Linked DNA regions of Homo sapiens: region 1 is linked to region 2. Evidence: chromatin contacts called from ENCODE POLR2A ChIA-PET data. All regions are on one chromosome and are shown on one strand. The core of a region is the stretch at or near the end of the contact, and the rest is flanking DNA. Distances in the headings are between cores, read along the strand shown.

Region 1 (3,798 bases), core at 270-2,769, 130 kb after region 2:
AACAGGGGAACAGCGGGGAAGCATCCTTAGAGGTCCCCCCATCAGTCAGCCCAGCTGCAGACAGCCTCAGGGTACCCTCATTTTCTTTTCTGAGTCCTGGTATAATAGAGCTTCAGAAGAGTCAGCAATGGCAAATTCCTCAAATGGGGAAACTGAGGCAGGGGTGGGGTGCTGACTTGGCCAGGTCGCCCCACCCCCAGCAGTCCTGACCCCAGACCCCCAGCTCTCCCAGCGCACCTGCCGCTCACTCCATGGAGGTTATGGCCCGGGTGGGGTACAGGTAACATGACCACCAAAATCAGCGGTGACCTGGCCTCCACCCTCTGGAAGCTAGCGCTCCAGAACCCCCAGCCCCTCCCTGGGTTTCAAATCCTGCCTTGCCCCTTCCAGGCTTCCGTCTGTGAAGCCAAGTGACTCTTCCCACTCTGTCTACACAGCCTTCCCAGGGATTGCATGTAAAGAACCAGGTGAAGGTTGGGCACAGTGGCTCATCCTTCAGTCCCAGCACTTTGGGAGGCCAAGGCTGGTGGATTGCTTGAGGCCAGGAGTCTGAGACAAGCCTGAGCAACATGGAGAAACCCCATCTCTACAACCGAAAAAAAAAAAAAAAAAAAAAGAGCGTGGTGGTACATTCCTGTAATTCTAGCTACTTGGGAGGCTGAGGCAGGAGGATCACTCAAGCCCAGGTGATTGAAGCTGAAAAAAAAAAAGCGTAGGTTGGGCGCGGTGGCTCATGCCTGTAATCCCAACACTTTGGGAGACTGAGGTGGGCAGATCACCTTAGGTCGGGAGTTCGAGACCAGCCTGACCAACATGGAGAAACCCCATCTCTACTAAAAATACAAAATTAGCTAGGTGTGGTGGCACATGCCTGTAATCCAGCTACTCGGGAGGCTGAGGCAGGAGAATTGCTTGAACCAGGGAGGCAGAAGTTGCGGTTAGCCAAGATCGCGCCACTGCATTCCAGCCTGGGCAACAAGAGCGAAACTCTGTCTGAAAAAAAAAAAAAGGCCTGGGTATTTGAAGACTTTGTGTCTAGGCCAGGGATGTGTTGGGGCCAGGTGGTTATTGGTGATTGCTGGCTGCAGTCTGAACAACCCACATCCCCCACGAAGCCACTGGGAGGCTGTGGGTGGTGACTGGGGGGTGTCCCGGGGTGTGGTGTCGTGGTATTATGTTTGTGAGGGCATCACTTTCCCCCACTGCATCTTAGTGGCTTCCTCCCCTCCAGCTGGAACCTGGGTCCAGCAGGCGGGGAAAGAGCCCACAGGGAGGGGAGCTTGTGAGAGAAGGAGGGCCTTGGTGACTTGGTGCTGATGTGCCTTGTTTTCCGGGCTGGCACAGGCAGGACACCCTGGATCCCCAGCCCTGACCCTGATTGTCCCTCAGGCCCCAGCTGGACCCAAAGTCACTTTCTTAGGTTTGGCTTTGAGACATCTCTTCTCCCTCTCCCTTTTACTGTCTCTCCCCTACCCTGAAGATCAGAGAGGAGGGAGGTGCCTGTGAGTCACCTTGTGACTCACAGGAGGGCACAGCCAGGGTCTGGGGCGGGAGTGTGTGCAGTTGTCCAGTGTGCATGTGCATGTGTGTGTGCACGGTCAGCATGTGTGCATAGGCAAATGTTCATGCATGTATGCTTGTGTGCACCTGTGCATGTTTTGTGAGGGGGCTGAGCTGGGGGAGGGGGAGAAGACATGCCTTGGCTTTCTCACCTTTAAAATGCATGAGCTCTGGCCGGGCGCAGTGGCTCAGGCCTGTAATCCCAACGCTTTGGGAGGCCAAGGTGGGTGGATGACCTGAGGTCAGGAGTTCCAGACCAGCCTGGCCAAAATGGTGAAACCCCATCTCTACTAAAAATAGAAAAAAATTAGCCGGGTGTGGTGGCAGGTGCCTGTAATCCCAGCTACTCGGGAGGCTGAGGCAGGAAAATCACTTGAACCCAGGAGGCGGCCGTGTCAGTGAGCCGAGATCATACCACTGCACTCCAGCCTGGGCGACAGTCTCAAAAAATAAAAATGAAAAAATAAATAAAATAAAATGCATGAGCTCATGGAAGCTGCCCCAACCCGAGGGGGCCACTAAGTCACAGCCAGGACAGGGTGCTTACCTGGAGCAGGTGCATAAGGCTTGGTTATATTGAAAGCGTGAAGAAATATCAAATAGGGGTAGCAAAGCCATTCTGCATTCTAAATAGTTTACATTGATCAAACTAACACTTCTGACACAACTACCATGCAACGGCCATTTGTAGACCCGTGTTTGGGTCTACAAAATCTTGAAAGTTGAAGTAGATCTTTCCTGAATATGAGGCCCAAACTCACAGACCTCCTGGCCTCCGGAGGTTAATAGGACCCTCTGTGTGCAACCAGGAGACCACAGAGGCCGTGGATGAGGGGAAGGCAGGGCGGGGCACTGGCTGCTCAAGCTGGGCTAGGAGCACTGTGGCAAGGACCTCTGTGTCTGTTGCGTTCGTCCCTCTTCCCTCGCCATCTAGAACAGTAGGCTGTTCTAGATGCACAGTAGGCTCCCAACACAGATGGCTGGATCAGTGATGACTGACTGCATGTCCCAGGTATGGAAGATCTCAACTGGGCCATGGCTGCGGGGATGGTGGGAGGGCGCTGGACAGGGAAGCCTGGTTATCATTCCCTCCTGGTGCTGCTGAAGGCCCCCTTTCCTCCAACTTTGACCAAGTGAAGATGGGTGGAGAGCTGACGCCTGGGTTCTAATAGGACAGGTCACTTCCCTTCCCTAAGAATCAGTCCCCTCCCTTGTCTGTAAAACAGGGATGCACCATGTTCCACCTTTGTGGTTTCTGGGCAGCATCAGACCATTCTCTGAGGTCTTCTCTAGCTTCAGGATCCAGAGAAATGGCTTGGGAGGGCTGGGCGCGGTGGCTCATGCCTGTAATCCCAGCGCTTTGGGAGGCCGAGGCGGGTGGATCACTTCAGGTCAGGAGTTTGAGACCAACCTGACCAACATGGTGAAACCCCACCTCTACTAAAAATACAAAAATTAGCTGGGCATGATGGCAGTTGCCTGTAATCCCAGCTACACAGGAGGCGGAGTTTGCAGTGAGTTGAGATTGTGCCGTTGCACTCCAGCCTGGGCGACAGAGCGAGACTCCGTCTCAAAAAAAAGAAAGAAAGAAAAGAAAAGAAAAGAAAAAAGAAAAGGCTTGGGAGAAGGGACTTCTGGAGTAACAGGGGACTTGGAGACAAAAGGAACAGAGGAACAGTTTGTGCCACGAAGACAAAGCATTTCCCAGACGCAGGGGTTTTACAGTAAGAACCCACAGGGTGCGTCTGTGCAATCCCACGTGGATCAACACACGTGGCCCATCCTGACAGTTTTCAAGCCAACCCCACATTTTGGTCTGTGTATTCAATCAGCTATACCTCCCCTCCAGCAAGCTAGGCTGCCGGTCAGCCCCGATTTTTTATCTGAGCACAAGAATGTCCAAGAGTGATGTTCAAATGCCGTAGCAACATTTACATCCAGGGTTCCTGGCTTTTCCCTGTGTTTCCCAGCCAGGTGGCCCTGTAGAGACCCAAACGTTCAGCCACCACAACTGCTTCTTAGAGAACCATGTGGGCTCCTGGTGACTTAGGTACCCACCCTGGTCCTCTCCGGCCATCTGTGTCCTCCTCCACCCTGGAAGTCGGCCAGGATTTGATGTCAGGCTCACCAGTTTACATTTTCTGTTATCAACAACAGTTCCTCCTTTTCAACCTTTCTTTCTTTCTTTCTCTCCTTCCTTCCTTCCTTCCTTCCTTCTCTCTCTCTCTCGCCCGCTCT
Region 2 (3,648 bases), core at 739-3,238:
GCACCCGGCCCATTCCTCTACTTTCTTAATAAACTTGCTTTCACCTTACTCTATGGACTCACCCTGAATTCTTTCTTGCGCAAGATCCAAGAACCCTCTCTTGGGGCCTGGATCTGGACCCCTTTCCCATAACAATACCACTGAGGCAGAAATTTAAAAATAAATATGCATTCATTCACTCTAAGAAAAGTAACAGGCAAGGCAAGGGTTAAAAGGAAAATAACAAGTTTTCCTCTGTCTAGCAAAGGAAAGTACAGCAAGCTCACTTCAAGGACAGTTATATGATAACACTGTTTGAGAAGTCAAGGCCAAAGGAGTGGGCTCCAGACACCTCCCCTCCAGAGCAAAGTTGAAGGAAAAAAAAGAGAGAAAGACAAATTATTTTACTGTTACTCCTTTCCCTGGTTTCTTAAGCATGATTATGTTTTACAAATGTCTGTATTTAGCCAGTTCTTGTTTTTCTTTCAATGCAGCTACAAAGCCACCGGCTATGTAAGACCATAAATTATGCTATGCTATAGATTATGTGACCTATCATATGATTAGCTGCTTTTGTTTTACTTTTGTAAGCCAGCTTATAAAAACCCCGCTCTGTCTTTGTTCTAGGCTCAGCTTTTTGGATGTGAGTCCACTGAGCTGGTGCGTACCTGAAATAAACAATCCTCCTGTACTCAGATCAAGACCATCCTGGCTAACACGGTGAAACCCCGTCTCTACTAAAAATACAAAAAATTAGCCGGGTGTGGTGGCGCTCGCCTGTAGTCCCAGCTACTCGGGAGGCTGAGGCAGGAGAATTGCTTGAACCCGGGAGGCAGAGGTTGCAGTGAGCCAAGATCGCGCCACTGCACTCCAGCCTAGTGACAGAGCGAGACTCCATCTCAAAAAAAAAAAAAAAAAATCCTCCTGTACTCTCATATCAGTCTCTCCGTTCCTCAGTTTACCACAACACCATCACACTGGTGATTAGGTTTCAATATATGAATTTTGGGGAACACAAACATTCAGATGATAGCAACAACATAGCAGGAGGTTCTGGGTGGATTAGAAACATGGGGCTGGGTGCAGCGGCTCACGCCTGTAATCTCATCACTTTGGGAGGTCGAGGAAGGCAGATCACCTGAGGTCAGGAGTTCAAGACCAGCCTGGCCAACATGGCGAAACCCCTTCTCTACTAAAAAATTACAAAAATTAGCTGGGTGTGGTGGCGTGCGCCTGTAATCCCAGCTATTCAGGAGGCTGAGGCTGGAGAATCTCTTGAACTGGGGAGAGGCAGAGGTTTCAGTGAGCTGAGATCATGCCACTGTACTACAACTTGGGAGATGGAACAAGACTCTGTCTCAAAAAAAAAAAAAGGAAGAAAAAGAAACATGGCCCATCAGAATTCTAAAAGGTAAATACGTGGAAGGAGTCTCAGGCCATCTTTTTTTTTTTTTTTTTGAGACAGAGTCTCACTCTGTCACCCAGGCTGGAGTGCAGTGGCACGATCTCGGCTCACTGCAAGCTCTGCCCCCCGGGTTCATGCCATTCTCCTGCCTCAGCCTCCTGAGTAGCTGGGACTACAGGTGCCCACCACCACGCCCGGCTAATTTTTTTGTATTTTTAGTAGAGACGGGGTTTCACCGTGTTAGCCAGGATGGTCTCGATCTCCTCACCTCGTGATCCCCCCACCTCGGCCTCCCAAAGTCCTGGGATTACAGGCGTGAGCCACTGCCCCCGGCCCGAGATGGTGAATTTAATTGATAAATGTGTGTGTTCTGACTCTTCTATTGACTCACCATTTCTCTGTCTCTTTCCCTCTCTAGGGCAGCCCTATTTTTTGAGATACAACAGTACTGAAATTAGGCCAGCTGATAACTGCTCAATGGCCTCTAAGTGTTCAAGTGAAAGGAAGAGTCCTGTCTCTCAGTTTCAATCAAAAACTAGCAATGATTAAGCTTAGTGAGGAAGGCATGCCAACAGCCGAGACAGGCTGGATTTAGGCCAGTTAATAACCCTACAATGGCCTCTCAGTGTTCAAGTGAAAGGAAGTGTCACATGTCTCTTGCTTTAAATCAAAAGCTGGAAATGATTAGGCTTAATGAGGAAGGCATGTCAAAAACTGAGATACGCTGAAAACTAGGCCTCTTCCACTATGCAGTTAGCCAAGTTGTGAATGCAAAGGAAAAGCTTTCAAAGGAAATTAAAAGTGCCACTCTAATGAGTACATGAATGATAAGAAAGTGAAACAGGCTTATTGCTGATATGGAGAAAGTTGGGTCTGGATAGAAGATCAAACCAGCCACAACATTCTCTTAAACCAAAGACTAGGCCAGGCGTGGTGGCTCACACCTCTAATCCCAGCACTTTGGGAGGCCGAGACGGGAGGATCACCTGAGGTCAGGAGTTTGAGACCAGCCTGGCCAACATGGCAAAACCCCATCTCTACTAAAAATACAAAAAATTAGCCAGGTGTAGTGGTAGGTGCCTGTAATCCCAGCTACTCGGGAGGCTGAGGCAGGAGAATTGCTTGAACCCGGGAGGCAGAGGTTGTAGCGAGTCATTGCACTCCAGCCTGGGTGACAGAGCGAGACTCTGTCTCAAAAAAAAAAAAAAGACAAAGACTAACCCAGCGCAAGGCCCTAGACCCTAGCTCTCTTTAATTCTATGAAGGCTGAGAGAGATGAGGAAGCTGCAGAAGAAAAGCAGAAGCTAGCAGAAGTTGGTTCATGAAGTTTAAGGAAAGAAACTGTCTCCATAACATAAAAGTGCAAGGTGAAGCAGCAGGTGCTCATGGAGAAGCCACAGCAAGTTATCCAGTTCTAGTTAAGATCGTTGATGAAGGTGGCTACATTAAACAGTAGAGTTTCAATGTAGATGAAACAGCTTTATATCAAAAGAAAATGCCAGGAAGTCTTTCATAGCTAGAGAGGAGAAATCAATTCCTGGCTTCAAAGTTTCAAATGACAGGCTAACTCTCTTGTCAGGAGTTGGTATAGCTGGTGAGTTTAAGTTGAAGCCAACTGCTCATTGATAATTCTGAAAATCTGAAGGCCCTTAAGAATTATGCTACGTCTACTCTGCCTGTGCTCTGTAAGCGGAACACCAAAGCCTGGATGACAGCACATCTGTTTTTCTTTCAAAATATTACTGCTCGTTGACAATACACCTGGATACCCACGAGCTCTGATGGTGATGAATGTGGTTTTCTTTTTTTTTTCTTTTGTTTTTGAGATGGAATCTGGCTCTGTCCCCCAGTCTGCAGTGCAATGATGCAATCTTGGCTCGCTGCAACCTCTGTCTCCCGGGTTCAAGCAATTCTCCTGCTTCAGCCTCCCAAGTAGCTGGGACTACAGGCACGTGTAATCCCAGCACTTTGGGAGGCCGAGGCGGGTGGATCACTTGAGGTCAGGAGTTCGAGACCAAGCTGGCCAGCATGGAGAATCCCAGCTACCCTGAATCTGTTCTCCACCCGGCAGCTAGGGGGCTCTTACACCACAGATTAAATCGCTTTATTCCACTGATTAAAATCCACCAGTACTAGGGGCCTAGAGGGACATTGAGCTGGGTCTCGGCATGTTCCTCCATCTGCAGTTCCTTCCTCCACTGAACTCTTGTTTGTTTGTTTGTTTGTTTTAAGACAGTCTCGCTCTGTCACCTAGGCTGGAGTGC

The links. ChIA-PET counts read pairs that join two places held with the same protein, here RNA polymerase II (POLR2A).
Region 1: POLR2A ChIA-PET joins it to region 2 with 12 read pairs in AG04449. The contact joins two enhancer-like sites. POLR2A ChIA-PET finds 5 or more read pairs at or near these places in 9 of 52 experiments (AG04449, CD4-positive, alpha-beta memory T cell, HepG2 and 5 more).

Annotation. Positions count from the first base shown.
Region 1 is chr22:39,203,197-39,206,994 of GRCh38, reverse strand. No RefSeq gene overlaps it. Among named protein-coding and RNA genes, the nearest start is that of PDGFB, 40 kb to the left of the region's middle. RefSeq lists enhancers at 1,039-1,088, 1,061-2,000. Within about 2 kb of position 1,519, at least 3 of the 41 ENCODE cell types and tissues checked have a DNase peak (open chromatin) inside an H3K27ac peak, as active enhancers do.
Region 2 is chr22:39,331,176-39,334,823 of GRCh38, reverse strand. No RefSeq gene overlaps it. Among named protein-coding and RNA genes, the nearest start is that of RPL3, 13 kb to the right of the region's middle. Within about 2 kb of position 1,988, at least 6 of the 41 ENCODE cell types and tissues checked have a DNase peak (open chromatin) inside an H3K27ac peak, as active enhancers do.